Regions from separate parts of the Homo sapiens genome. Here all the other regions are linked to region 1. A link is a loop called in an ENCODE intact Hi-C map of the cell type or tissue named here. Cell type or tissue: GM12878. All regions are shown on one strand.

Evidence for each region. Hi-C counts contacts between places; a loop is a spot of excess contacts. Peaks named below come from ENCODE experiments on the same cell type or tissue, not always from the same donor. Only the 100,000 strongest peaks of a DNase experiment are listed, where the experiment ranks them.
Region 2: it touches region 1 in a loop (4-fold over the local background); 5 of 110 quality-filtered maps call a loop at or near these places.
Region 3: a loop joins it to region 1, with 4 times the contacts of the local background. A loop is called at or near these places in 7 of 110 quality-filtered maps.

The regions. Positions count from the first base shown.
Region 1 is chr5:77,626,742-77,634,741 of GRCh38, forward strand. OTP (orthopedia homeobox) reads right to left here. Exons shown (of 3, transcript NM_032109.3): 3 at 1,971-4,053. The coding sequence ends at 3,523. It overlaps OTP-AS1 (OTP antisense RNA 1), which reads left to right and starts at 2,930. Exons shown (of 2, transcript NR_198942.1): 1 at 2,930-3,020; 2 at 5,982-7,719. RefSeq lists enhancers at 1,596-2,161, 3,919-3,968, 5,452-5,952, 6,055-6,184 and a silencer at 3,309-3,748. In GM12878, CTCF peaks have their summits at 2,329 (motif pointing right), 3,566 and 4,275; DNase peaks (open chromatin) are centred at 3,552 and 4,620; H3K4me3 peaks cover 3,211 bases; H3K27ac peaks cover 1,716 bases.
Region 2 is chr5:77,557,091-77,565,090 of GRCh38, forward strand. It overlaps a transcript of WDR41 not described here. Among named protein-coding and RNA genes, the nearest start is that of OTP-AS1, 69 kb to the right of the region's middle. In GM12878, a CTCF peak has its summit at 3,775 (motif pointing right); a DNase peak (open chromatin) is centred at 3,811.
Region 3 is chr5:78,162,654-78,170,653 of GRCh38, forward strand. It overlaps AP3B1 (adaptor related protein complex 3 subunit beta 1), which reads right to left. Exons shown (of 27, transcript NM_003664.5): 12 at 2,957-3,019; 13 at 166-298. Among named protein-coding and RNA genes, the nearest start is that of AP3B1, 130 kb to the right of the region's middle. In GM12878, no CTCF peak of the experiment used is centred here; no DNase peak of the experiment used is centred here.

The sequences.
Region 1 (8,000 bases):
GTGATTGAGGTTCTTATTCTTCTCTTTTTATCTTTGCTAAACCGTCAACCTTAACAATTCAGGCCTGCTTGCCTTCCCTTAACCTAATGGCGTATATGACTTTAAAATGTTCAGGATTCTGAATACAAAAATCTATTATTGCTATAGAAACAAATATTAGCCCAGAGTCAAGCCAAGTGAAAAACTCTGTACACTTTACTATAATATTGATAAATAACCACTACATTATGAAATATAAGTATCTTTGAAAGCATCTATCACTTGAGTTGATTTGCAACTTCTCATCAGTGTTCTGAGTTGGCCCATTTTTTTCCAATGAAAGATCCCATTTCCCTTGCCTTTGAGAAATACAATTTTTAAAGATTCCATTTAGCATCCTTTATTGCATTCCTACATCATAAAGTTATGCTTTATAGCAGCATAAAAAGCTGTAAAATTGGCATCCTTGTAAACAACATTCCATGAGCACTGGTGAAGCAATCCGTAATTTGTACTGATCTCTTAAATGTGACTTGAGATTACAGTATCCACGATTTCAATTTTTTTTAAAAAAAAGCACTAACATAAAACAAGCGAGAATATGATGAAATGCAAAAACAAGGAAAAGTATTTTTCATTAACTCATATTTTAGAAATTTGGTGGTTGTGTGCTGCTGAATTCTTGGATGAGTTCTCAAATACAGAAATGTTCCGTTCTTGTATGAAATTCAAAATGAGCATGTTTTCTCTTCTTTAATATTTTAATGTACTAAAAATAGTCTTTAGGAAAGTGTATAACTGAAATATTCTGTGAACCCACCCACCAGTTTACCTCTAATTAAAATTCCTAAGGTAACATGAACAGATTTACTTTATCATTAAAAATCATAGCTTTTTGTTCTCATCTCTGAGGAGATTCCATTGTGTTCTCTTAGTTGAGTAACGATTACAACAGCTCCTCAAATTCACATGTAGCCCAGCTGTATTGTATTTTAGCAGGAGGGTATTTTTTAGGGTTTACACTCTGAGGCAACCAAATGAGAAGTCTTCCCGTGGGAAAAGGGGTGCCCTCTCAATGCCTATAATGACCATTAAATTTCAAACCACAAGATTGATTTCGGTTAGCCTTCCCAAGGAAGCCTGTGATATCGATTTGCCTCCAAGTTTAAAACACACCGCAAACCTTCCCCTCGGCCGACCGAAGAAACGGCATTTTTTTCCTACTCCTTTGGGGCAGTCCCCTGAGCACGTGCCTGAAGTCGAGGTTAGTACGCAGCCAGCAGGGACCCTGACAGGAAACCAGAGCAGCCCCGGGGTTGGGGGAGCCCTGGTAGGTGCTGGTCGTCCCGGACACGCCTCTTCTGGAGAAGCGCGTTTGTCCCTTACTTGGGAGGTCCCGGGTATCTGAAGCGGATCCCGGGTCTGGGGACATGAAGGGGCGCCGTGGCCTTAGGGAAGGCCCCAAAGAGGCCTAGGCCCCGGAGGAGGCAAGAGCCGCGGCCTAGCTTCCACCGCGTACCTGGGGCCAGACACGGCTGGGGCGGCGCCGGAGAGCAGAACTCCAGGCTCTGAAGGCCGAGGGTGCGAATTGTGGTCCCCTCCCACCCACGGCCTCCCCATCACGCGCACGCAGCCCGCGAGGGGCGCCCTCCGCGCCACTGCCCCAGGGACACCGTTCATCTGAGGAACTCTCGCGCCCTGCGTTTCGTGCCGACAGCGACGCTCGGAGTCCCACCTGGGAAACCTGGGTTGGCCCGGAAACCTCGGGAGGCTCAGAGCTTGCGTGAGGCGCTCGCGGCGCCCCAGCATGCCGCCCCGTCGCGGAGACCTCACCTTGCAGCCCAGAAACCGAACCCAAGCCCACTGCAGGGCGAAGGGCCCACGCGTTCCAACTGGCGCGAATATAACCATTCCCAAGACCGGCCCCTCCCCTCCCCCCACGAGACCCCTCCCGCCGTTCAAGGTCACACCAAAACCCATCATTCTCTATATCACATACTGAAAATGATTTTATTTTATCCATTTACATTTAACTTGATATAAACTTGTCCGGAAAAGTCAAATAATATGCTTTATATTAGCTCAAACATTTATTAAGAAAACCGAATTCCATAAATAAACACAGACATTAAGTTAAAACATATCACAAATTGACCAGTATGTAACAAGAATGCTTTATCTACACAAAACATCCTATTTCACATATTTGTTCATTCTTAGAAAGCGCTTCTGTTCTCTGGGTTTGGATTTGACCAGCACATGCAGAAAGAGCTGATTGTGTTTCTCTGTACAAAGTTGCAGGGTTGTAGATGTCCGAGTGCCCCCATCGGCTGCCAGCAGGTGGCCGAGGGGCACGAGGGACGACAGGACCACCACAAAACAACCAAGGGCACAGAGCAGCGAGAAGACAGAAACAGAAAAGGAAGCAAACAAACCCCAGTCCTGAAGGATCCAGAAAAGAGATGTGGCTTTTGCTTTTACAAAAGAAAATTTTGCTTACACGTTTATTTTATTCTTCCTTATAAAGACTTATCAAAATGGGTCAGATCACCTCTTCCTCGTCACATGACTGCTTTAGTCTACTCCAGCCACCCAATCCACTGTCACGTTCCTCCTGAGAAGCCTTCCCTTCTACACTCTCACACAGTTGTGCTTAAGAAAATGAAAATAAGATAAAATAAAAATAAAAGCGTTATCTTGCAAGCCAAGAGAGGGCTGCACGGATGTGACTGGGTGGACTGGGCAAGGGTAGCGTGGTGGGAGAGGAAAGAAAGACAGGAGCTTGGAGAGTACAAGGATAAATCAAATCATATCAGTTGGGCCCTCAGATGAGGCGGTTGGTAGCAATGCTTGTCCTCCTTTAAGACAAAAATCCCTAACATTGTGCTGTCCCTTGAACACGTCCGTGTGTGACCTAGGTGCACCGTGTCTGTGCGCGCGCGTGTGTAGCGTCTGAGCGTGAGCGAGAGTGCGAGTGTGTGTGTTTCTGCCCACAAACCAGTCCATTGGTGTCTGATTTCAGATCCTGAGTCGACTCCCTGGTACGTAAAATGGCGGGAAGGATACTTTTTGCCGGGCGCGGGAGGAGGGTCGCGAAGTGTGGGGAAAGAGGGGACCGGAGGGGAGGCGGCGGGCGAGGGGGGTCGTAGGCGTCGCGTCGAAGGTGTGGGTGGGAACGCCGCCCGTCAGAAGGCCAGGAGGAGGGCGCGAGCACGGCCAGCGCAAGCAGGGAGGCCAGGGTGGCGGGAAGGGTGGGCTGAGGCGCTGGAGACCGAGCCGAGGGCGCAGCTGGGTGGGAAGGGAAGAGGGGCGGCCGGGAGACGGGGGACCGCGGGCGATCGAAATCAGGCGGAGGGGAGGCCTCGCGGGCTGGGGCTTGGGGTGAGCCCGAGCGAGTGGAGGAGAGAGGCGAGGACGAAACGAGACGGGGCGAAGGCCGGGGCGGGACGGGGCAGGGCGCCGGGGTCCGGGTGCGCGCCGGAAGGGCCTCGGGGCGGCCCCCGGGGCGGTGCTGGGGGCGGAGCGGGCCGGGGCGCGGCTGCATTAAGTGAAGCTCATAGAGACTGTGTGCTCTAGCGCCTTGCGGCGGAGGGAGGCGATGCTGGTGCCCCGCCACACGTCGCTGCTGTCCGGGGAGCTGCAGAGCTGGGGCGAACCGGAGACGTTGCTGGGGCCGGGGAGGGAGGCGGGCACCATGCCGGGGAAGGCGGGCTGGTAGAGGTGCGACTGCAGCCCCGCGCCGTTGGAACCCGCCAGGCTGTTGGACAGGCCCATGGAGTTGGGCGGCGGACCGGCCGCCAGGCTGCACTGGGACAGCGACTGCGCCATGGCCTGCTGCCTGCCCAGCGCCGGCGGCAGAGGCAGCTGTGACACGCCAGGCATGGCGGCCGCCGCCCAGCGGGTGTCGTTGGCGTGGAAAGAGCACAGGCTGTCGCCCATGGCGGCGGCAGCGGCGGCGGCAGCCGACGGGAACTGAGGCAGGCCTGGCGTGGGCAGCAGTGTGCCGGGCGCACGGAACACGTTGGTCGTCTTTTTGCGCTTCTTCCACTTGGCGCGTCGGTTCTGGAACCAGACCTGGAGCGGGCGGGGCGGGAGACAGACAGGGAGCTATTAGCCGGCCCGGCGGCTGGGGAGTTGGGGCTTGAGCCCCAGAAACCCGCCTCGGATACAGCCGCTCTGCCCTGGGAGGAACAAGTGCCGTAGGCCCGACAAGCCCCCATACCCAGCCGGAGACTGTGGCTCCCCACCAACTCCTGGCAACTGGCGCCCCCTGCACCCACCAAGCGCGGAGTCCTGCGCTCCTAAGAGCTCGTGCCCCGAAGAGTTTACGCACTGTGCAAACACACCAAATGTGTGCAGTCTTCACCACGCCCCTGCACATTCTGTGCACTGCACAGATTCACAGGTCTGCAGTCAGGCATGTGTCAAAGTTCGACCCACAGGTGTACAAATGAAGATAAACGTGTACCCATGTAGCTTAATAGCATGCCTTATAACACTGATGTGCTATAGAATTTTCAGAAACGCTGGAAATTTGGAAATTGATGACAGGCTGTGGATGACATAGTTTCAAAATCGAAAGACAAAGGAAAACCCCTAACGCTACGGTTGACAGAGCGGAGAGGTTAATACAGTGATCTGCGTGGGAAAGTGAACGCCACTGAGCTACAGTGTTGTTTGGGTCACCACCATGACTTCCGATTCCTCCCATATTGCTTCGTGCTACTGCCACAACTCTCCGTGCCTCATTCCCAAACCACTCTATGGACACCTTTGTCTGGGCTGTACGAGTGGCTGGAACCTGCTGCCCCAAGAGCCTTCAACCCTATTCTTTTTTTTTTTTTTTTTTTTTTTTTGAGACGGAGTCTTGCTCTGTAGCCCAGGTTGGAGTGCAGTGGCACGATCTCGGCTCACTGCAACCTCCGCTTCCCGGGTCCCGGCTGAAGCAATTCTCCTGCCTCAGCCTCCCGAGTAGCTAGGATTACAGAAACGCGCCACCATGCCCAGATAATTTTTGTACTTTTAGTGGAGACGGGGTTTCACCATGTTGGCCAGGCTGGTCTTGAACTCCTGACCTCGTGATCCACCCGCCTCGGCCTCCCAAAGTGCTAGGATTACAGACGTGAGCCACCGCGCCAAGCCAAAGTCTATTCCTTTCAGGAACTTACCAAGGGTCCCAAGTAACAAGGCCTCCAGTTCCCTCAAGTCGCCCCCATTTCATTTATAAACTAAAAGCAAATTTTCGGACCAATATGAATTAAAGGAGGTCACATTTCACTACGAGATATATGAATCAAATTTAATTTTGCTCAGACAAACCCAAACGTCCTTTTTCAGGGAAATGAGTTTGATAAAATACACTCCAAATGAAAACAGCCTTCCTATTTTTTTTTTTTTTAACAGTGGCCCGGGAGTTACAGACCCTGTCAGGCAAATTTGCCTAGGCATGTCAAACCCTCTATCACAGAAGAAGAGTTCTGCCTGAAAGATATCACATAAGCTGCCAATCCAAGATAACTCCCATCTCCCCCTATTTGAATGTGATCTTTTTAAATGACAATAATAATAATAATAATTTGCCAGCAAGCCTGCCTGGAAGACTTGCAGTTTAAAATCTGGTCATCTGGCGTTTACTGTGCCTAAATATAAATGATGTAGGACAAGCCCAGGTACTGAGTTTCCTCTTAGAATTTGGCCAACGCAATTTGACCACGATATCCGTGGAAAAAAACGTTGTGCATCCGTTAATCTAACCTATTTAGTGTTTACTCTGCAAGCTAAAGTATCAGGGGTATGGACATACCTGCCCTCGGTCTCGGTGAGCCAGCAATGTTCAGCGGTGTGTTCATGCCCAGGCAAGCGTAGACGCACTCTACGCTTACCAGTGTGAACGGTGTTGCAGTCTAGAATACTCCCCCAGCTTGGGGCCGGCCCTCGCCTTTCTACCGTGCCTGCGCCGTCGCCTACCACTTTCTTCCTGTGGTTTCTACCCCATTTTGCAGATTGCTGCGTATCCCAGTGTCGGCGATGGATAAACAGGTCTCGTCTCTTCCCAGTTGCAGCCCGTGAGCTGGTGGCACAACGGATTAATGAGGCAACAGGGCTCTAGATGGTGAGTGGGATCAATGAGACCCAATTGAGCTGTTAGCGGTCTTAGGCGGAGAGCATCTCTCAGGAGGAAAGGAAGGCACAGCGAGAAGACCTAAGGCCGAAAGTCGCTGTGCAGCACCCACCCAAGGCTGGACTCGGGGGAGGTAGACGGGACGGTGTCTGTGACTAAACGGTTCCCACACCTTACACGCCGCACCGGGATTATGTTTTGAAAGGTGTCTTATAAAATCAAGACCGGTTCCTAACAACCTGCAAGTGCCAGTGAATCCCGAAATGTTTGTTTGAGGAGAGGGAGTGTGAGGGAAGGAGCAGAAAAAAGAAAGAGGGGGAGGATTGCCCAGTAGAATTTCAATAGAAAATGTGACTACCAGAATGGTTTCTGAATCTAGGATCTGCTCAGGCACAGGCGGAAAAGAACAGCTGTTAAAGAACTAAATATTATAGAAATAATCGGAAAATCGTGCTCAATTATGTTTGAGGGTTAGTAGTCAAATGATGGCTACAAATTTTTTTATGTTTCATGGCTTACTGGGATTGGGAAAAAAAATCTGCGTGGGGTCTGAGCACCTCCGTTCCAAGCTACGATGCATATGTTTTTTAAATGTGAATGTTTCCACTTGAAAACTAGAGCATGACGGATTAAAATGCAGGCAAAACCTAAGGGAGATTTTTAGAATGCACAGATGACAACTCCAGGAAATATATTAACCCCAGCCACGGGCCAACTTTGTACTCAGTTTGAAATGCAGCTCTTCTTGGAAAATGCTTAATACAACAGTGAGAATCTAATGGAGGTTGGAATCTAAAAATCCACTTTCATGATATCTGCTGTTACAGTAATATAGACATACTGTAAATGTATTTTAAAATATATAGCCCGTTTAATTCCCCAGCTATAAATGACTGAGAAATAGAAAAAAGAGGGAGAGAAAGAGAGAATATTACTTTTTCCCCCCTTGAAGCAAATGCTTTATGAAGATCTCATTGGAATCCAGCAAATGATTAATGTGAAGATTTTGGAGGAAATCTGGGGAGCTGTATTAAAGCCTAGATCTCAGGTTCATTTCGATCAGCCAGCCGTGAACTCTGGGCCGAATTCATTACAGTTTAATAGTGCTGGGAGAGGAAGAAAATGCAATTTCTCATTCCATTAGAAAACTAGAAAATACTCTCAGTTTGTCCCCCTATTAAGATGTGGCAGGTGACAGGGCCATTCTGGGGGACACGGTCAATGGAATTACAGCACACTATTTTTGTTCATATAAAATATTGAAAGGCAAGCCTGACTGTGCAGAAGTTATTTTACTGATTTGGTTTTTATGTAAATAAAATATTGAAAGTTAATTAATCCATGCTAGAGACTAATGATTATGCTTATTATATTGCATTTGATCACATAATTTGCATGATTCTCACATTGCTGCTTAATAAGCCATTCCAGGTTATAAATAATTCTGAAATTGGTTTCTAATAATGGCATGCTATAAAAGGAATGGTTTTATTACACTGGCCAGAAAAGAGGAGCTATATCAGACATGGAATTGGCCTCCATGTGAGTAGAGATGCTTTAATAAATACTTAAAAGTGTGATATATACCAAATAAAGATAAAAAATAAGTATATTGGATAATTTAGTCTAGAATCAAAAAGCATCTTTAAAAATATACAATTGCAATGAATTAAATGTTTAGATAATTTTTAATCAGCGCAGTGGCCCACATACTGAAAAGAATGTGTGGCAGTCTGTTAACTATAAAGAAAACTATGAAGTATTGATCATATAAGAACATAAGCCAATTACTATTTAATTTGAATTTGGTCAAGGAGCAATGGTACAGTGAATTGTGAAGTAAATACATTTTCCATAAATTATTTTTGCATTACATTACATAATGTTAATCATTTTGAAA
Region 2 (8,000 bases), 70 kb before region 1:
AGGAGTTATATTAAAAGCAAAAGTATGAAACTTTTAAAAGACAAAATTGAAGAATATCTTTATGATCTCAAGGTAGTGAAAGATTTACTAGACATAGCACAGAAAGTACTAACCATAAAGAAAAAGTGATAAATTTAACTCTAGTATATTAAAGTTAAAAACTTCTGTTTAAAAGCAAAACAAAACAAAAAACCATTAAGAGAATAAATAAGTAAACCACACTCTGGGAGAAGTGATTTGTTACACCCTAAAAATGAGCCCCCAAAATTGTACCCAGAATATACAAAGACCTACTATAAGTCACCAGAGAAACACACACAATCCAATAGAGAATGGACAGAAGACTTGAGCAAGCATTTCACAAAGAGGTGGCAGAAGTAACCAAAAGTATAAAAAGATAAAAGATGCTCACAGTAAGATGACATTTCACATCTGTAAAGCTTGCAAAAATTAAAAATTCTGACAATATTAAATGTTAGCGTGAGCCACTAGAACACTTGTACACTTCTCATGGCAGTAGGAATCAGTATAGTCGCTTTGAAAAAGCAGTCTGGCATTAATTGCTTAGTGGATTTGAAGGCATGCAATTCCACTCCTAGGCACGTACCTACAGAAACTCTTGCACATATACACCAAAATACATGTGTAGTAATACTCAGAGTATAGTGACACTATTCATAATAGAGAACAATGAAAACAGCCCAAATGTTTACCAACAGTAGAATGAATAAACTGTGGCATATTCATACAATGGACTATTAGGTGAGAGTTAAAAGTAATGACTTATAGTAGAAGCAATGAAGTTACAAAAGAATGTATACGGTATGATTATCTTTATATAAAGGCCAAAAACATGCAAAATTAAACAACATATTGTTTAGAAGAAAAAATGTGGCAATGCAGTGAGTAAGAACAAGCAAATAAAAACCCCACGTCAGTGTAATGATTACCTTTAAGTAGGGAGGGAAGAAATGAACACATAGGGAACTTCAAATGTTCTTTTTAAAAAAAAAAAAAAAAAAAAAACAAAACAGGAGTAGGTATGTAGGTAATCGTTAAAATGCGATTCTTCAAATGTTAATATATTTTAAATTAATATTTAACTTTAAAAAACAATTTGTATAAAGAAAAATCATTGCTCTTGAATTCTCTTTCTGTTTAGGAAAGGAAAATTTACCATTGTGACATTTTTAGTGTCTTATGAGCTTTTCCTTGTGCATGAGTAAAAATCTAAGAAAAATAGAAAAGGAAATTGAAAAAGAATATTCTTACATATGTGCCAGGCAACAGCAGACAGCCCACCTTTCCCAGGGAGTCTGGCTACACAAAGGCCTATGGAGGCAGAGCAGATTGCCGCATTCACCAAAAGAGCCTCGCTGACCTGCACCGAATTCCCCAGAGGACTGGGCCCTACTTATTTTTACATCATTAGCCCTCTTGGGGCAGGCTGAGGTCATTTCCAATTTGAAAACGACCTTGGATCACAAGCTGAAGTTTTCCATTTGTTTACGCTATTAAACATCCTGAGATATGATTAATAAGTCTTCTGCATAGAGAAATAAGTTTATTTCTAACAAACATGGTCCTTGACATGTTTCTACTATTTATGTTATTGCAGTGAGTTCATTCCACAAACTAATTTTCCAGCACTTTCTAATCTTAGCATTGTTTGGCAGTCTCTTAAACTCAGCAATAAGTTGTCTGATAAACCAATATGCAAGACATGAATTGTTTAGAAAATTATGAATATGTGATTACTTTCATCCTTTCAAAATAATAAAGTCATTGAAAAAATATTTTTTTTCTGTATTTTCCAAATTATCTATTACACTAAGGGAAAAAAACCTTAATTTTTAAAGCTTAACAAGAAATTGTGGGCTAAGATTCCTTAGGGAATCAAATATACATTTCACTTCTTGTAAAAGGGTCTATGAAAGCTGTTATTACTCTTTTAGGAGAGCTCAAGAATAAATAACAGACACATGTATTGAGTTGCTCTGTGTGTATTAAAGACAGTGGTACGCTGGTAAATAGTTAACAACCAGCTATATAGAGAGGGAAATAGCCTTGACTTGATTTGTAGCATTTGCCAATTTCTGTCATGTAAACACTCCCACTGTGGCCAATTTCAAGCTACCAATTTGATATCACTAAATGTCGAGTTGGGGAGAAATGTACCACACAGATACAAAAGATAGATGTAAATAATCTTAAGAGTATAGATGTTAAAATGCAGCACCATAATTAGAAAGTGATGTTTTTGAGCAGTTATTACATTAATATAAATTTTAAATTACAAGTTTATATAATTTGATTGTTAATAATTACTGTGTTTAACAACAGGCTGGCAAAATTCTTGAAGCTGCTTTAGCAAGGCACTAATTAGACCGTACTGGTGGTAATGTACTACCCAATCCAGTACAACAATTAGTAGATGACAGAATTCAATATATGGACATGATTTTTATATAATGTTGTTATATAAATATAATGTTGATGTATACATAACATATCTATAATTTGTTATATGTCAGCATTATATATAATATATATTTTCATTATATCTAATGTTATATATAAAACTTTATATATAATGTTATGTGTGTGTGTGTGTATTCCTACATACTCATGACCTTTATATAGGAAAGAGTCCTGAAATCCTCCTTTAAGGTAATTGCTTGGTAAACTGTATACACAATTCAATCACAGCCATGCTACTGAATTGTTTTGCAGATAACAGACCTAATTTTCAGAATTACCTCTTGGTCCAGCCAGATCAGAGAGAACAAAGCAACACATAATTTCTGGATTCCTAACAAAGTCATCTAGCAGGCCTAAAAGAACTCCAGTATCATTCCCAATCTATCTAGTCAGTGTGTGAGACACAAGGTAGGAAAGGAAAAAGGGGGAAAAGGGAGACTCCCAAAGGATCCCTTCCACAATTAATTATGCAAATCACAAGTAAATTAGACACTAAAATTTTAAGATTGATTGAAAGGCTTGCTCAAATTGCTTTAACTGTGATTCATAAACCAATCACACAAATTCATCTGTTAGGTTGTATAAAAAAATTAGAAAGATGTAGAATGGAATAAGATTACCTTAATTTAAATGTAAAAGACATGGTTGCTGAAGTATGAGTCTCTTATACCATAAGCACTAGCCCATCAGATGTTAACAAAATCTGATATGCAACAGTTTTACATATCCCCTTGTGGGAGAAAGATCAACTTGTGATCTGCTTTATAAATCAGCTACAGTGTTAGAGTTAGGCTACTGTAGCTAAATGGCTTTTAGATATGCTTCCTGTTTTAAGCTACCATATTTACAAATGAAAGCTTTTTCAAACCATGGCTTTTAATATAATTTGCATATTTAGTAATACATTGATTAAAATTAAACACGGATTATTGCAATTTATTTCAGAAACAGATGGGATGCATTAAATGAAAAGCCAGAGTTTTTAAATAGAACAGACTCGCTGGCTGACTACTGATGAATGATGAATATAAAAACTTTGTAAATTGGCAAAAAGAAAAAAAAAGTCCTTTGCGCCGATTTCTTTTCAAGGTTTTCCTGACTAGTGATTCCAGGAAATTAGTAATCAAGTTAATTTAAAATGAATAATTTATATCAAAGGTATGCATCAGCTTAATGAAAGCAGATTTCTCAGAATTAAAAATGCTTCCACAAACTTTGAATCTTCCTTGTCTACAGGGTATGTGTTCTCAGGTTTTCCTAATTATGGATTTGATAGGGTTCACCAGCAGATGGCATTCTTCCATTACATACATTCCTGCTGGATTGCTTTGCATTTACAGTTTCATGAAACTTCTTCACCAGCTAGTGTAAATTAACCATGAATTCACTCAACGGTAGAGATAGCTGGGTTGAAGCATTTGTTTCTGAAATGGCATATTCTTAAAATAGTCTTGGTTGCCCCAAACCTGATTAGATGTTGACAAGTATTTCATTTTTACATTGTTCTCTGTATCCATTGTTTTGTTGAATATCATTCACAAAAGCTAATTTTAGTAGGAATAATGTATAAGTGAATATTAGCCTCTTGTCAGTTATTTCATCAAAAGTAGATCTAAGCTTTTGCCTCATCCCCTCCTCCCATATCAGTGTGATATAATTCAATCAGATGACATTACTATGCTAGTTCAATTATGAAAATAATTTTTGCATATAAGTTTTTCATTTTGTGAAGCACAGGAATTTTCCAAGTTAATTTAGCAAAATCCAGTTTACTTTGCTTGGCTATCCAACACTTCTTATTAACCTAGATAATTAATTCTCAGAATCTCACAAAATTCATGAAGTAGAGAGTTCATTATTTAGTTTTGATACTTTTTTTTCCTTGCTTTTTTTAAGTGGGAAGTAAAAAGGGAATTGCATCTACAACATTTAAATAATGTTTCTATTATTAGAAATCTTCATTGGACAATACAGAAATCTTATTAATATATAGGCTCAAATTCAGCAACTTCAACTTGAATGGGATTGCTGAAAGTGAACTTGAAATAAAGTCAGACTAAGACCAAATATTTCCTATTTAATATAGATGCTAATTATAAATTCTCAGAATAAGCTAAACTGGGCAGTTTACAACACAAATTGTTCACTTCATAGTGAATCAATGACATACTTTTCAAAGCAAGAAATCAAATGAAAACTATTTTTATATAATGTTTCTGATGATTTTATATCTTAAAAACACATGTGTTTTCTTTTGAAACAAAAAAAGATTCTTTCATCAAAATCCTGATTGCAGTAACAATATGCTATAGAGGTTTTATTTTGTTATATTTTGTTTATAAATGTAAAATATTTCCAAAAATTACCTCCAGCTTTTTCAAAGTTTGATTAAATACTCAAAAGTACTTAAAAGGTCAGTTCCCAGTTTCACTGCTATGGATTACTCTAACATGAAATGTTTGTCACCTATTGTAAGTTGTGAAAATCCCCCTGTATCCAATGTGTTTTGTTTGGATTGAGATGGCATGCAGTTGATGGCTGTGACCTTCATGGTGGCTTAGATCCCTGGCTGGCACTGATTTTTGATTTAGTGCCGATCTGCTGCGCTTGTCACAGGCTGCAAGGTGCTTTCCATGCACTAATGGAACAGCTCAAGGGCAGAGGGGCCCTGTAAATGTCTATCTCTCACCAACCACGGGCTAAATAGAGAGGTGAGTTTTCTACATGTGAATGACAGACTCTGAGATTACTTGTAGAAGGTAATACAAAGTTTTAAAACCTGCACAGACTTGGCGAAAATAAGAAGCATTTGCAAAGTGCCAACTCTAAGGTTATTCTGCCTGCTAATGAATATGTATCTGCACTGTTAAAATGGAATATTTAACACAAATACCGATAATATATCTTCATTTGGTGGCAGGGAACTAACAATCAGTTGATGTGTCCTTTGTTTCAACTGTAGTTGTTAATAAATTCTGTTATTTAATGATGTCTTCAACAGAAAATTGCATATGTCCAAACTTTTTCCTTCTAACACAAAATGACATGATAATTGTTCTAGAAAGAGAGGAATTTAGAGACAAAATATAACATCTTGGCCTATGCATCATATTGGCTAGGCATCTTGACTACTAAAGGGTATTCCATACATGCAGCAAAACAAAAACAAATACAGGTAAATTTTGCCTTTTAAAATCACTTGGGCCTTGGTGAGAGTAATTCATACCAAGAGGCTAGTAAACATATTATTAGTGCGTCTGTAAAGTGACCAAATCCTATTTATCCTTTAAGACTCAGCTCAAATGCTGTCCCCTCCAGATGCAATTCCTGATTCTCCCAAGAAGTAAGATCTTCCGTGAAATTCTACAATATTTGATTTGTGCATTCCTTAGTTATTGCTGTTTATCTTGTATGAGGGACACATTTTATCTCATTTCCTGCAATAGACTGTAAATTCCTTAAGAGCAAGTACCGCATCTATTTTATCTTTACAAACATCTCCTTCCCTAGCGCTCAATACATGTTTGTTGAATGAATGAATGATAAATGCATATCTACAACATGGTAGCAGTCTCCAGGTTGATGAAATTTTAAAGTTATGAGTATTTGTGGTGATATTATCATTAACATTAATATCTGGCTGACTTCCTGAATCTCCACTTCAATCACCACATACAGGTTACGATGGTCCCTCTCACATTCAGAAGTCTCACTTTATATATAATTTCTGATTTCTCTCTGAATCTGCCTCCCACCAGCAAGACCACATGCTATACCAAATTCTCATCTAAGACCCCTCTACAGCCAACCCCACCAAAACAGCACTCCCCTACACATAATACTCAGATCTCTCAATATAGAACAACCTTAGTGTGCCTCATCTAACCACAGTGTAAGTCACAGGATATAAACTTCATCCATGTCTTGAAGTATTTGAAGTCATTCCATGGGAAGTTGCCTTCTCAGTAAAAGGTACATGCAGCTTGCTTTTATGGCCCTTTGATTCATACATTAATTCACCAACTCATTACTGAGTGCTTACTATGTACCAGGCACTAGAAGGTAATTACGATACAGTGCTGTGTACTCTCACGAGGAACCGGGCAGTGTGCCAGGACATACTGCAGACACTGGAGAAACATGGTACTTCTTGGATGGGGAATTTCAATGATTTAAAACATTATTTTTATATTAAAATAAAGTAAGAAATAGAATGCAAAATTTTCATGAATTTTTAAAATATAGAATTCAAAAAATTCCTACTTTCAGTAGACTGCTTTTGATCCCCCTGAGTGTGAATGCATTCTCTTCTGCCATTCTAGGTAGGTCAGTTGAAAAATGTTGATAAGTTGTCTGAAAGAACACATGCTTTGGAATAAGTCTTGATTAGAATCTCAATTATTCCTCTTCCTCATTATATATCTTTGGGTGAGTTATTTAATCACTATGAGTGTGAATGTTCTCATCTATAAAATATGCATAATACCTACCTTTTCAGGCAATTGTAAAGATTAAATAAATACATGTAAAGTATAAAGACAGCACCAAACATAGTAGGTGGTTCTGTAGGAACTTCATCCATCCCCTAAAAGAGACCTACCAGATCCTTATGTTGTTATTTCACATCTCTGCCATTTCAACTCCTTGCACCGGAACCACTGAATAACTGATAGAAAGGTTAACTGTCAAATTGCATTCTTGGCCAGACACAGCGGCTCATTCCTGTAATCTCAACACTTTGAGTGGTGGAGGCAAGAGAATTGCTTGAGGCCAGGAGTTTGAGACCAGCCTAGGCAACATATTAAGACTCTGTCTATATAAAAAACTAAACGAATTGCATTTTTTCACAATAAATTCATATTTTACATGTGGAACATCCCATTAAGACTTCATGGACAGCGTTCAGATGATCAACATAGTTTTGTCACAACTTGTAAAACTTTCAAAAGCCTCTAGTTCAATCATCTCACGTTCTAAATGACCTAACTTCTTTGTCTCCTTTCCTGGCTGAAATCCTTTTACTGCGCAATGGTAGATAGGTATAATATGAGGTTCTATTCTTAACACTCATCTTTTATCTCTCTGTACATATTCCCCTTGGTAAGCATAGCCACTCTAATGGCTTCAACCACCAACTCTATCCCAGTGACCCTAAAATCCTTATCTCCAGTCCTGACCTTTGCTTTGTGCTGCAGTCTTCAGCTTCCACCCACCTGCAGAATATGCACTGTTAAGTGAACTACCATATACTCAAACTCAACAGTCCCATAATGTATTTCAAACTATCTTTTCTTCTATCAAAGTAGAAACTTAGAAGGAATTTTTGAGTATTTTCCCCTTTTAAATCCCCTATAGTCAATTTATCACCAATTTCTTTTCTCTCTTTAATGTGTCATTCAAATTTAAATAGTCCTTTCTACTCCCATTGCCATGATTGTACTACAGGGCCTCATGACCTCAAGCCTGGAATGAGGCAGTGGGCTCCCAGCTCAGTACTTCTCATATCCTAGATGCAGAGC
Region 3 (8,000 bases), 540 kb after region 1:
GCATATTTATGTGCATTCAAGGATAAAATGCTACTTATTGTGACCATACTACTGATATAACTGGAAAAGCTAAAATGCAAAGTTAGAAAAGGTTACAACTTGGAAATAATACCAAGAATATTCAAATTTAAATCACCTGAAAATAAAATGAAACTGTAAACTTACCATCCCTGTTGGACAGCAGACAGACCAAGCCATTGAGGCACGTGTCAGTGACTTCCAAGATGTTGGTTGCACATCTGCCTATAGTCTGAATAGTGGCTGCTGCAAATTGTTTATCCTGGCTTTTCACATAGGTCTAAAAGATATTATTTCAATTAGTTTACACACTGGTATTATTGAGTTAACCAAAACTCCGATTATATTAAACTTTGTCAATATATAAGAATTCCAGAATACATAAACTTCTCATAAGCACAATATGAGGACCAAGTGATGATGTAGATTAATTTCATTTTGTTTTGATTTTTTTACTTAAAGAATGTGCCTATGGACGAAGCACATTTTCAAGCCAGGCTCATTCACCTGTGGCCATAGTGGCTTGAGACTCCAAAACAGATAGTAGGAGCAGTCACCCAAAGACAGCAATTAGTTTAAGTGCAAGGTTGAAAGAGATGATGAGAGCTCTCTCTTTGGAGGTTTCAGTTCATTTACCAGCAGCATCTGTGAATCTATGAAAAAAAGGGTCACTTTTTCAGAGACACTAAATCTAAAAACTGGGAGAAAAGGAAGAAAGGGACCAGTAGGCTATTTACAAACATTTTAATTTCAAAATCTATCACAATGGTTGTAAAAGAATAATAGTTACGGTGAACAGTATTTCAATAAATACTTCAAATACTCAGTTTATAATAAAATAAAATACCATACTTTTGAAATAGATTTTCTTTAAAAGTATGCTTTAAAAATATACTGTAAAGGGTATATGTGTGTGTGTGTATATATATATATGTGTGTGTGTGTATATATAGTATATATATAGTATACATATATATATATACACACACACACATATATATATACACACACACAAATTTAAAAATAAAGAAATAAATCACTGATTTAACAACAGGAAGTTAAAATATCTTTATAAATTTTATAATGGCCCTAGAGAATTTCACTTTGCTTAGAACCTTCCTAATTTTTAAATGAGGAAAGCTTCTATTGTTTACAGAAATATACACACTTTGTATCATATACATGAAATTTGAAAGGTCATTTACAATCGAAATTTTTAAGAAAGATTCCCAACCTCAAATAAGAAGTATACAATGTAGACTTAACACTATGAAAAATGCAATACATTTAAGTGGTGTCTAAATGACAAATGGAGGAGAAAACCTAAAGATGTCTAAAAAAATACAAATTTGCTAAAAATGGTACCAACCAGGTGATTAAACATTGAACAAATAAATTAAATTAATTAAACTCTCCTAGTTCCATGAAGGCAAGACCAATTATATTTAAAAGTGTTCCCAAATAAATTATTTAATTTCCTTAAAGAAAAATATGAACTTATGAGTCTTTAGAAACATTCCCTATTTTACCCAAAAAGTTACTAAAAGCGTAACTATGAGCATAACACAAACATAGACAGAAGGTACAAATTTAGACAGTGATAAAAATGAATACATGAAAAAAATACTTAAAAGTTTGACTGAAAAATGGACCTTATTAAACATCCTGATATTAAATGAAAAGACTAGATGACCAATATTTTGAAACAGGTCTAGTATGTGCCCTCTATACAACCCATTCCATAACATTACCTAAGTCTCCTTTCCTACAATCCCAGGAGACTTGATATAAGCAAAAACTGGACAGTGAGAGGACACCCAAAGAGACTAGATAGGACAACAGGAAAGGAACAAGAAAAAACACAAAGACCAATACTTTAAATAAATAAAATTATAGGAATGAAGTGAAAATCAGATTCAAGCAATGATCTGCAGCTATAAGATTACTGAATAATAACATAAAATAGTATATTTTCTAGAACATCTTAATTTTTTAAGAAATTTGTCTAGAAAGATACACAACATAAAAGTGGAGTAATCCAGGTATGAAAATATAAATTATGGACATGCCATATTATTCTACTATTCCTGTAAAAAGTTTAAAAATCACATAGCTAAAAAGAAATCGTGTATACAGTGTCTTATAACCAAGAAGAAATTTAATATTGGCATATAGGAGAACTATGGCAAAAAATACATCTCTAAAAGTTGGAAGCTGATAAAAGAAAAACTCTGTGATTAGTGCATAGTATGTGGTATATTTTTGTTAAGAAAACAGATAGTGGAATATAAAAGTCATAATACTGATGTAAAGTTTTCTATTGCTGTGCTCTACAACTAAGGCTTCAGAGATGACCTTTCCATCATAAAGGGTATCATGTCCATGAAGTAATTTTTGAATAATATTTTGGGGGGAAATGCAGCTAGGAAGAGTCTCATAAGGCATAAAAATACAACTAAACAAATCAAAATAAAAAACAGCAATTTAAAAAATCGTAGTGGGGCAATTATGAAACAAATTTTTTTGAGCTATATATGAGGCTAAGGGGGCAGTGTCAAAAATAGTCATAGGTCAATAAAATGGGAACAACCAGGTAAGAAATGAAACCGTTTTCATGACCACAGAATATAGAAAGGACTATTGATGCTGGCAGCACAAAAAGATGAAATTCTTACCAGAAATACAATTTCAAACAAAGACAGAGTTATAAACCAAAGTCCTTCAAAGTCTATGAAAATATGAAAGAGAATACTATGTTTTCCTTAAATTATAAATTGTAATTAGTTTATTCTTGCAAATTTATGAATTTCTTAGTTGTCAGTCTTGTCCCAATCACTATTTTATGTACATAATTACATATTTCTAGATAGAAAAAGATGCATATTTAAGACTGAACATATGTTTTAGAAGTTTTTTATAATTAGCACTGTACACAAACCTGAAATTCTCGAAGAAGAGTTGATATGTTGGCTTCATTTGCCAAGTTTGTCAAAATTTCAAGCTATAGTAGAGAAAAGAGAAAGTAAACATTTTAAAACAAAGGTAGCAAGATGAATTTAATAGAGTACAGACATTTAATTGAAAGTTTATTTCTACTTTTAAAAATCACATTGTCAGCCGGGCACAGTGGCTCATGCCTGTAATCCCAGCACTTTGGGAAGCCGAGGCGGGCGGATCACCTGAGGCTGGGAGTGCAAGACCAGCCTGACCAACATGGAGAAACCCTGTCTCTACTAAAAATACAAAATTAGCCGGGCATGGTGGTGCATGGTGGTGCATGCCTGTAATTCCAGCTACTTGGGAGGCTGAGGCAGGAGAATTGCTGGAACCCAGGAGGCAGAGGTTGCAGTGAGCAGGAGAATTGCTGGAACCCAGGAGGCAGAGGTTGCAGTGAGCCGAGATCGCGCCATTGCACTCCAGCCTGGGAAACAAGACTGAAACTCTGTCACACACACACACACACACACACACACACACACACACACACACACACACACACACAAATCATATTGTCGCCAATGTGGTAAGGCATTATACCCTTCAGGTCAACTTAGTCTACCTTCTTATGTCCACAAACAGATATTAGACAATTACTAGTTCTTTGAAAACAATTCGGAAAAGGAGAATTCTACATCTTCACTAATTGTCTGCCCAATACAAACTTATAATTTATATCTAATTAACCTAAACAATTCTGCTAGTTTGGCTTTTTGTCTTTTAGTAAAGTTAGAAAACAATTTGCCCTCCATGTTAATACATCTGCTTTCCAGATACCAATTAATTCTTTTGATTTGTTCTCCTATAGTCTACCATCCCAAATACTCAGACATTTTAATTCTCTCTTCTGGATTTATAGATATAAACAATGTGTAATCTCCAATGGGCTTGTGAAAAAAAATTTTTACTAATAAAAAATATTTAGTCTTAAGAAAATCACAAAAAAATAGAAGAGACAAACAGAAGCAAATCAAGATGTGAACATAAATACATTCATATCAATAAACTACATTAAATAAAGCCAAATACTTAGAGCCAACTGATCTTTGACAAGGCAAACAGAAACACAAAATAGGGAAAGGATACCCTATTCAACAAATGGTGCCAGGATAATTGGCAAGCCACATGTAGTAGAATGAAACTGGATCCTCATCTCTCATCTTACACAAAATTCAACTCAAGATGGATCAAAGACTTAAATCTAAGACCTGAAACCATAAAGATTCTAGAAGATAACATCGGAAAAACCCTTCTAGACGCTGGCTTAGGCAAAGACTTCATGACCCAAACCCAATAACAAATGCAACAAAAACAAAGATAAATAGATGGGACTTAATTAAACTAGAAAGCTTCTGCACAGCATAAGAAATAATCAGCAGAGTTAACAGACAACCCACAGAGTGGGAGAAAATCTTCACAGTCTATACATCTGACAAAGGACTAATATCCAGAATCTACAAAGAACACAAACAAATCAGCAAGAAAAAAACAATCCCACCAAAAAGTGGGCAAAGGATATGAATAGACAATTCTCAAAGATACACAAACGGCCAAGAAGCACATGGAAAAATGCTCAACATCACTACTTATTAGGGAAATGCAAATCAAAACCACAGTGTGAAACCACCTCACTCCACCAAGAATGGTCATAATCAAAAAATCAAAAAATAATAGATGTTAGCATGGATGTGGTGAAAGGGAACACTTTTACACTGTTGGTGGGAACGTAAACTAGTACAACCACTAAAGAAAACAGTGTGGAGATTCCTTAAAAAAGTAAAAGTAGAACTACTGTTTGATCCAGCAATCCCACCAGTAGGTATCTACCCAGAGGAAAAGAAGACATTATACAAAAAAGATACTTGCACACACGTTTATAGCAGCACAATTTGCAATGGCAAAAATATGGAACCAGCCCAAATGCCCATCAATCAACATGTGGATAAAGAACATGTTATATATATACACACACACACACACACACACACACATACACACCATGGAATACTGCTCAGCTATAAAAAAGGAACAAAATAATGGCATTCACAGAAACTAGATAGAATTGGAGACTATTATTCTAAGTGAAGTAACTCAGGAATGGAAAACCAAACATCGTATGTTCTCACTCATAAGTGGGAGCTAAGCTATGAGGATGCACAGACATAAGAATAATACACTGGACTTTGGGGGCTCAGGGGAAAGGGTGGGGGGTGGTGAGGAATAAAAGACTACACATTGGGTACAGTGTACACTGCTTGGGTGACGGGTGCACCGAAATCTCAGAAATCACCACTAAAGAACTTATGCATGTAACCAAACACCACCTGTTCACCAAAAACCTACTGAAAAAAAAAAAAAAACAAAAAAAATAAAACAGCAAATGATCTAAACGCTCCAATTAGAAGGCAAAGACTGTAGGAGGAGTTCTTTACATATTCTGAGTACAAATCATTTATTCAGACACATGTATTAGAAATATTTTTCCCAGATAATCTTTTAATTTTTAATTTTATTTTGATAACTATATTTTAACTTTTAGACAACTTTTTTCTTTTTTCTTTTTTTTTTTTTTTGAGACAAGGTCTTACTCTGTCACCGAGGGTGGAGTGCAGTGGTATGATCATGGCTCACTGCAGCCTCAACCTCTGGGGCTCAAACAATCCTCCCACCTCAGCCTCCCAAGTAGCTGGGACTACAGGTGCATACCACCAAGCTCAGCTTATTTTAAATTTTTTTGTAGGGACGGAGTCTCGTTGTGTTGCTCAGGCTGGTCTCAAACTCCTAGGCTCAAGCGATCCTCCTGCCTCAGCCTCCCAAAGTCCTAGGATTATAGGCATGAACCACTGCATCCAGCTGGACAACTTCTAAAAAACAATCTCAAACATAGGAAAAAGCTACACGTATAGTACAAAGAACTGTTGCTGTTGTTTTTCTGAACGATTTGAGACGATAGATGCCAATCTGATGCTACATTATCCCCAAAAACTTCTATGTATATTTCCTATAAACAAGGACATGTTCCACAGACTACAGTACAACGAAGAAAATCAGGTCATTAAACTGATGCATTACTTTCACACAATTGTCACTATGCACGTAAGTTTCAATAACTGTCTCAATGATGTATAATAAAAGGATCCAGTTCAATATCACATACTGTATTAAGTTGTCTCCTTTGGTCTGAAACAGTTTCTTAGTCTTTCTTTTAACTTATATGACCTTGACATTTTCGCTAATTATAAACCAGGTTTTTTTGATAAAATATCCTTGAATTTGGGTATAATTTAGATTTTATTATTAAACTCAGTTTTCATATGAATAATACATCATTCTAATATTGAACAGTCTTGAATAGTCCATAGTCCATCCTTTCCTCATTGGTTTGTAATATCTCCTCTACTATATGGTACATTTTTGCGTGTATGGGCACATTTCTAGGCTTTCTACTCTTTCCACTTACTTTTCTGTCTAAATATCACACTATTTTAATCACTATAGATTTATATTCCTAACTGCACTCTATGCCATACTTATTACTTCCTGAAAACAATGCTCTTTCATAATCCCTTGTGTTAGCATGAATTATGTTTTTCACCTACTCTAACCCTTCGACCTCCCAATCAACCTGCCAACCAAGAAAAAAATTCACAATATTATTCTTTTAAGATCCACCCAAACATCATCTTTTCTAAACCTCTCATAGAATTAGCTCCACCTTTCTGTTCTTCACAACACTCAATTCAAATATCTGTATTACTTAAAACACACAGTACTAAAATAAGTTAGTTAGAGACAGGGTCTCAGGCTGGAGTGCAGTGGCATGATCAATGGCTCACTGCAGCCTCAACTTTCTGGGATCAAGCAATCTGCCCACCTCAGCCTCCCAAGTAGCTAAGATTACAGACATCGGCCACCACGCCTGGCTAATTTTGATTTTTTTAAAGAGACAGAGTCTCACTATGTTGCCGAAGCTGGTGTCGAACTCCTGGCCTCAAGCAATCCTCCCACCTTAGCCTCCCAAAGTGCTAGCAATACAGGCATGAGCCACTGTGCCAAGCCCTGAAGTTTATTTATTTATTTATTTATTTATTTATTTATATTATTATACATTAAGTTTTAGGGTATATGTGCACAACGTGCAGGTTTGATACATAGGTATACATGTGCCATGTTGGTTTGCTGCACCCAACAACTCGTCATTTACTTTAGATATTTCTCCTCATGTTATCCCTCCCACAGCCCACAAACCCCTGACAGGCCCCGGTGTGTGATGTTCCCGGCCCTGTGTCCAAGTGTTCTCATTGTTCACTTCCCACCTATGAGTGAAAACATGCAATATTTGGTTTTCTGTCCTTGTGACAGTTTGCTGAGAATGACGGTTGCCAGCTTCATCCATGTCCCTGCAAAAGACATGAACTCATCCTTTCTAATGGCTGCATAGTATTCCATGGTGTATATGTGCCACATTTTCTTAATTCAGTCTATCATTGATGGACATCTGGGTTGCTTCCAAGTCTTTGCTATTGTGAATAGTGCCGCAATAAACATACGTGTGCATGTGTCTTTATAGTAGCATGATTTATAATCCTTTGGGTATATACTCAGTAATGGGATCACTGGGTCAAATGATATTTTTAGTTCTAGATTCTTGAGGAATCACCACACTGTCTTCCACAATGGTTGAACTAGTTTACAGTCCCACCAACAGTGTAAAAGTGTTTCTATTTCTCCACATCCTCTCCAGCATCTGTTGTTTCCTGACTTTTTAATGATCGCCATACTAACTGGTGTGAGATGGTATTTCATTGTGGTTTTGATTTGCATTTCTCTGATGACCAATGAGGATGAGCATTTTTTCATGTGTCTGTTGACTGCACAGATGTCTTCTTTTGAGAAGTGTCTGTTCATATACTTTGCCCATTTTCTGATGGGGTTGCTCTTTTCTTGTTTTTTCTGGATATTAGCCCTTTGTCAGATGGGTAGAT